2 separate regions of the Mus musculus genome follow, and region 1 is linked to region 2. A link is a contact called in ENCODE Hi-C or POLR2A ChIA-PET data. All regions are on one chromosome and are shown on one strand. Each heading gives the region's core, a stretch centred on a gene start or an enhancer-like site at or near the end of the contact. The rest is flanking DNA. Distances are from core to core; before and after follow the strand shown.

Region 1 (2,700 bases), core at 9-2,508, 300 kb after region 2:
CAGCAAGTTCCAAGTCCCTCCCCTAAGGTACCGCGGGCTCTGGAGAAATGAGGAGCATCCTTAAAGAAATATCAATACATTCTCTGACCGGCACAATTGAGGACGATGGGATCGCAGTCAGGCTACGCGATACAGTGGGGACAAGACGGGCGCCTCTGGAGCTCCTGCCTTTTGTCAGAACTGCCCCCAGGCTTTCTCAGTTACAGTTCTTTGGTGGTGGTGGGGTAAAGGGTGGGGTGGTCTTGGGAGAAAAACACAGAAAAGGAAAAGGTAGGAGCTAGGGGACGAAATGCTCCAGGCTATGTTTGCAGTGACCTGGAGGCCCTTTGAAGTGTATAGGGGCATCCCCTCTCCCTCCATTTTCTGCCTCCACTTGGAAAGGGCAGACTCCCTCAGAGTAAAGGTCTTTCTAAGTTTCAAGCTAGAATACAGGTAGTTAGAGGAGGTCGTCCCGGGAGACTAATTAAATGAGACTAATAAAATGAGACTAATAAGATAGAGAACCCCATCTTCTGGTGCCCCATTCCAGCAAACCCTAAACTTCCTGCTGGACCCTTCACCTCCTTTTTCCTCCCGGAAGAGGAGTGCTAGGTGGGCAGGTGGGTGGGGAAGGAGAGAGCAAGCCGCCTTCCTACCTGCCCAAAGAGCAAACAGAGCAGGGCTGACTGCTTGGTCACACGCACCCCCCCCCCCTCCCGGGAAGGAGTCTGTTTCCCACCCGCAATGGGTCTCTACCTGAGTCATCAGCCGGTCTGCTCCCGTGTTTTCCTCATCCTTAAATATGATGTCGGGGTTGTAATTGGGGGTGAGTTCCTTAAATCGTTCGGAGTTTCTTGTGATCTTCCCTTCATATCTGCCGCTGGCCCCTAGGGTCTTCTCGGCTACGTTGGGAATAAACTGCTTGTAGGCTAAAGGGGTCAGCTTTTTGGGGTGCCGCCTCTTTCCAAACCCCCTGCCGGGCCCACAGGCCAGCCCGGGGCACACCAGCAGCGAGGAAGCAAGGATCACCAGAAAACATCTGGCCAGCAGCAGCAGCATCTCGTCCGCGGAACCTGAGGACTTGTGAGCTGTCCCCGCGCTGTCTGTGCGCGAGCGGGTACGCGCGGGTGTGTGCGTGTGCGCTCCTCCTTGCGCTCGGCTCTCCCTTCCTCGCTCGGCTCGTTCGTTCCCTCTGGCGCTGCCTGGCTCTTTCTCTTCCTATATAACCTTGCCTGCCGCTGCTGCAGGGGACTTGTCTCCGATCCCCACCCAGACTGGGGCTGCGATGGCAGGCTGCCGGTCGCTGGTAACGGAACACATCGGAGTTGGGTCTCGAGACAGCAATTAAAAGACAAAAAGAGCCTGATTTTAAATGGTAGCAAGGCTGGAGAGCTTGTGAGACAGGCTGCCTTTCGCACTATATTATAGCTGGCAGGGGCGCATCTGATTGGCCAAGCCGCACAAGCTTGTCTTCTGATGTTAACCCTGAGAAAGACTACATTTCTCCCCCCTCTGGCTGCTGTGGCTTTATTTTCACCTGAAGGCTTCCAGTTTAAAAAAGAAAGAAAGAGAGAAAGAAAGAAAGAAAGAAAGAAAGAAAGAAAGAAAGAAAGAAAGAAAGAAAGAAAGAAAGTCTTTACTAAGGTAAAGGTGGGTGGGAGGGAGGAGGCCTGTTTATTGGAAAAATACCCCGCACTGCCTGCTTTGTGCTCAGGGCTGCTTCCCCCTTACTTTCTCTAAATGGAAGATGCTTTGGTTAAAGCCAGCATAAGTTTTTAAAGGACAGTCCAGATGCTCCCCCCCCCCCCACAAGCTTTGACCATAAAACAGCCTCTCAATTGTTTGAGGGCAACGCTGCCTCCCTCCTGTTTGCCTTATTTACACCCCATCCCCAGATGTGAGTGTACAGGACAGACGTCACGGGGTTGTGAAAACAGCTCACCTGAGCATCTCCTGAATATTTAGCATCTTTAGATAGAGGATAATCACAGGTGGCCACAACCTAAAGAGTTGCTGTTTTAAGTGCCCTAAAATACTGTCCTTTATTGTATCTCACTGACTGCACCACATTCAAGCCTCTGCAGGTGGATGGATGCATCCCAGCTGAGGGGCAGGTAAAGAGTGTCTGCAGAATGTGGTGGGGTACATAGGTTCAGTGGGTCTATGTGCTGCACCCCAGCATGGAGGGCAGCTGGTGTGTGCTTGGTGGGTAGAGGTGATCTGCCTGGGGCAACTGAAAGTGGGCAAGGCTGCATGCGTGAAGAACCCCTTCCAATCTATCCTAGCAAAGTGCAGGGCTGGGGTAAGTTGATGTGGAATTCAGGCTCCTTAACACAGTTGTATTTCACAGGAGCTTTGCAAGCTAATTTTCAAGGAAAGAAGCTGGCTAGGTGTAGGGCCTGCAGACTGAAGGTGTTAGGGATCTAGAGGACAGTGTTCTGGCCATAAGGGGCATCTTAGAAGAGGATATGCTGTCTAGAGGTCACTACTCTTGGGGTGTCCAACACTCTTTCAGGAAAAAGAAAAATTTCCAGAAAAGTCTTAGTTGAACCAGAAAAATAGAATGTGAAACGCTTTGTTTTTATAGATCATAGAAATCTGCTCTGGCTTTTCTCCCATCCTACTCACAGGCAAGATTCCTCTAGGATGGGCGAACTATTTATGTGGAATGGAATACCTGCTTAGGGACCGAGTCCTCCAGTGTTATCCCATGAGACCAGC
Region 2 (2,700 bases), core at 5-2,504:
GGAAAGAGAGTAGAAAAGAGCCATTCTGTCAGCAACTGGAGGGAAGTTTAGAGAAGGAATAAAGACAGAGCAAGGGAAAACAAATTGGAGCTCCCCCTCCTATCACAGCATCCCTATTCTTTCAAATTAGCCTTGCTTTCTTCCAAAATCAGCTTAAATGTTTTGATACAAAGATAAGGAGATCAGTGGCCTGGTGGCTCAACATAGGAAATGGGGAGTACTGATGACTGGCTCTCTGTCTCAGTCTCTGTCTCTGACTGGCTCTCTGTCTCTCTCTGTCTCTCTCTGTCTCTCTCTGTCTCTGTCTCTCTCTCTCTCTGTCTCTGTCTCTGTCTCTCTGTCTCTCTGTCTCTCTCTCTCTCTCTCTCTCTCTCTCTCTCTCTCTCTCTCTCTCTCTGTGTGTGTGTGTGTGTGTGTGTGTGTGTACAGCTGTATTCAGGATCACTTGTGGGGTGGATGGGTTAAAGGTTTGGCTAAGCAGTCATCACTCATTTCTAAATTAGAAGATCATGTTATAACCCTTCTTAAATAATCCTTTTATTTCTCCTTTCTTAAATGGTGCACTAAAGTGTATTCTCGCATAGATAAAGATCTACGTTGAGGTTCCCGAGGAGCCACTGTCCACGGGTGGAATCTTTCCGTATGCATGCGTCTCCTGCACAGGCACAAACATGCATGCTGAGAGTAGGATTCTGCAGGTACCTGTGCTCTTGCCTGCCGATTAGGACTGCACGCTGCTGGGGAACCAAAGTGACAATTTTCCCCTCCACCAGCAAAGAAAGCGGGTCACAAACGTCCCTTTGTATCTCGGTACCTCATTTAATTTTATTTATGCATTTTGTGCAAGGAATTGTGGGATCTCACCACACCGTAAACAATATGGGAATGTTAAAAAATAACGATCTTTCGGCGCGTGTCCAGTTAGGCGTAGCAGTGACCTGGTGGGACTGTTCACAAGCTTCCTCAGCGTCTCTAACCGAGAGAAGATGAGGAGTGCGAGTGAGCACCGCTGACTCGCCGATGGATCTGGCTGGATTATAGGCTCCCGCGCCGGGAGCCCTGGGCACGGCCACTTTAAAGGGGGGAGGGGAGGTGGCGGCGGGGGAGGGGCGGCAGGCGGTTCCTGTCACCAAGCTGCCGCGGGCGCGTCACGTGGATGAGCGGCGCGGCTGCCATTGGCCCGAGGCACGTGTCCAGGAGACCGGCCCGCGACGTCACTTGAGGGGGCTCTGTTAAAAATAAGAACAAAAATCCAGAGTGAAAGTGTCTCAGGTTGCGCTAAGTGGCCTGAAATTTTCCCGAGCCCGCGCGAAAGCCGAGGCAGCGAAGGCGCGCGGACCGGGAGGGAGGGAGCGCAGGAGGCCCTGCCCGGCCCGGCCTCCCGCCCCTCACTCATGCGGCTCGGGCCGCGGGGCTGCGCGGGGCTCAGCGGGGGCGCAGCCGCTCGCCCGTGGGGCGCCCCGGCCCGCAGCGGGGCGGCGGCCTGGCGCGGGGAGCCCCGGGGCGGGCGGAGCGCAGCGCGGGCCCACGGCCCTCCATGTGCGTGCTGGCGGCTGCGGGCGCGCTGAGAACCCGCGCCCAGCAGCCTCGAGGGTCGGCCGGGACCGGCGGGTGGCAACGGCCGAGCAGTGGCTGCCCGAGCGGGCCCGAGCGGCAGTGAGCGCGGGCGGCGCGCTGCCTGCATGCGCGCGGCAGCGGCGGAGGCGGCGGCGCCGGAGCCCGAGGCTGCTGACCACCAAAAGGAGCGCGGAGTTGCACGGACGTCCCGGGTCCCCGGAGTGGTGCGGTGACCATCTAGAGTCCGGTGCGTCGCCAAGACCGGGACCCGCTTCCGTTGAATCGCCCGGCGTCCCTGCCGGCGGGGAGACTGGTGATTTGCTAACGCACTCCGTGGATCCGAACGTGGCTTGGCTCCGAGCGCGCCCGGCGACCTGTAGGACTCCAGCCCTGGCCACTGTCGCCGCTCGCACGCTCGGAGGACTCGGCTGCGTAGGAGCGCTCGGGGCTCGCTGTGTGCCGCGGATCGGCCGGAGATCGCTTTGGCGGTGGGCCGGTGGAGAGGCGATTTGGGATTTTCTGTGAAGTATGGAGGAGAAGGATTCCAAGCCCAGCGAGACGGCGGCGGAGGCGCAGAGACAGCCGGAACCCAGCTCCGGCGGCGGCTCTGGCGGCGGCAGCAGCCCGAGCGACTCGGACACCGGCCGCCGGCGGGCTCTGATGCTGCCCGAGGTCCTACAGGCGCCAGGCAACCACCAGCATCCACATCGCATCACCAACTTCTTCATCGATAACATCCTGCGGCCTGAGTTTGGCCGCCGAAAGGACGCGGGGACTTGCTGTGCGGGCGCGGGCGGAGCCAGGGGAGGCGAAGGCGGCGCTGGCACTACCGAAGGAGGCGGCGGCGGCGCAGGCGGAGCCGAGCAGCTACTGGGCGCCAGGGAGTCCCGACCGAACCCAGCGTGCGCACCCAGCGCGGGAGGAACGCTCTCCGCCGCCGCTGGCGACCCTGCGGTCGACGGAGAAGGAGGTTCCAAGACGCTATCACTTCACGGTGGTGCCAAAAAACCCGGCGATCCTGGGGGTTCCTTGGATGGAGTGCTCAAAGCCCGGGGCTTGGGCGGCGGTGACCTGTCGGTGAGCTCCGACTCGGACAGCTCTCAAGCCAGCGCCACTCTGGGCGCGCAGCCCATGCTCTGGCCC

The links. A loop is a pair of places that touch in the nucleus more often than their neighbours do. ChIA-PET counts read pairs that join two places held with the same protein, here RNA polymerase II (POLR2A).
Region 1: a loop to region 2 is called in a map of ES-E14, with 8 times the contacts of the local background. The contact joins the promoter of 9530036O11Rik here to the promoter of En2 in region 2. A Hi-C loop is called at or near these places in 2 of 37 maps with a recorded cell type or tissue (both ES-E14). POLR2A ChIA-PET finds 5 or more read pairs at or near these places in 1 of 5 experiments (embryonic stem cell).

Annotation. Positions count from the first base shown.
Region 1 is chr5:28,465,726-28,468,425 of GRCm38, forward strand. 9530036O11Rik (RIKEN cDNA 9530036O11Rik) reads left to right here and starts at 1,259. Exons shown (of 7, transcript NR_015562.2): 1 at 1,259-1,623. It overlaps Shh (sonic hedgehog), which reads right to left and starts at 1,376. Exons shown (of 3, transcript NM_009170.3): 1 at 736-1,376. The coding sequence starts at 1,038.
Region 2 is chr5:28,164,442-28,167,141 of GRCm38, forward strand. It overlaps En2 (engrailed 2), which reads left to right and starts at 1,255. Exons shown (of 2, transcript NM_010134.4): 1 at 1,255-2,700. The coding sequence starts at 2,086.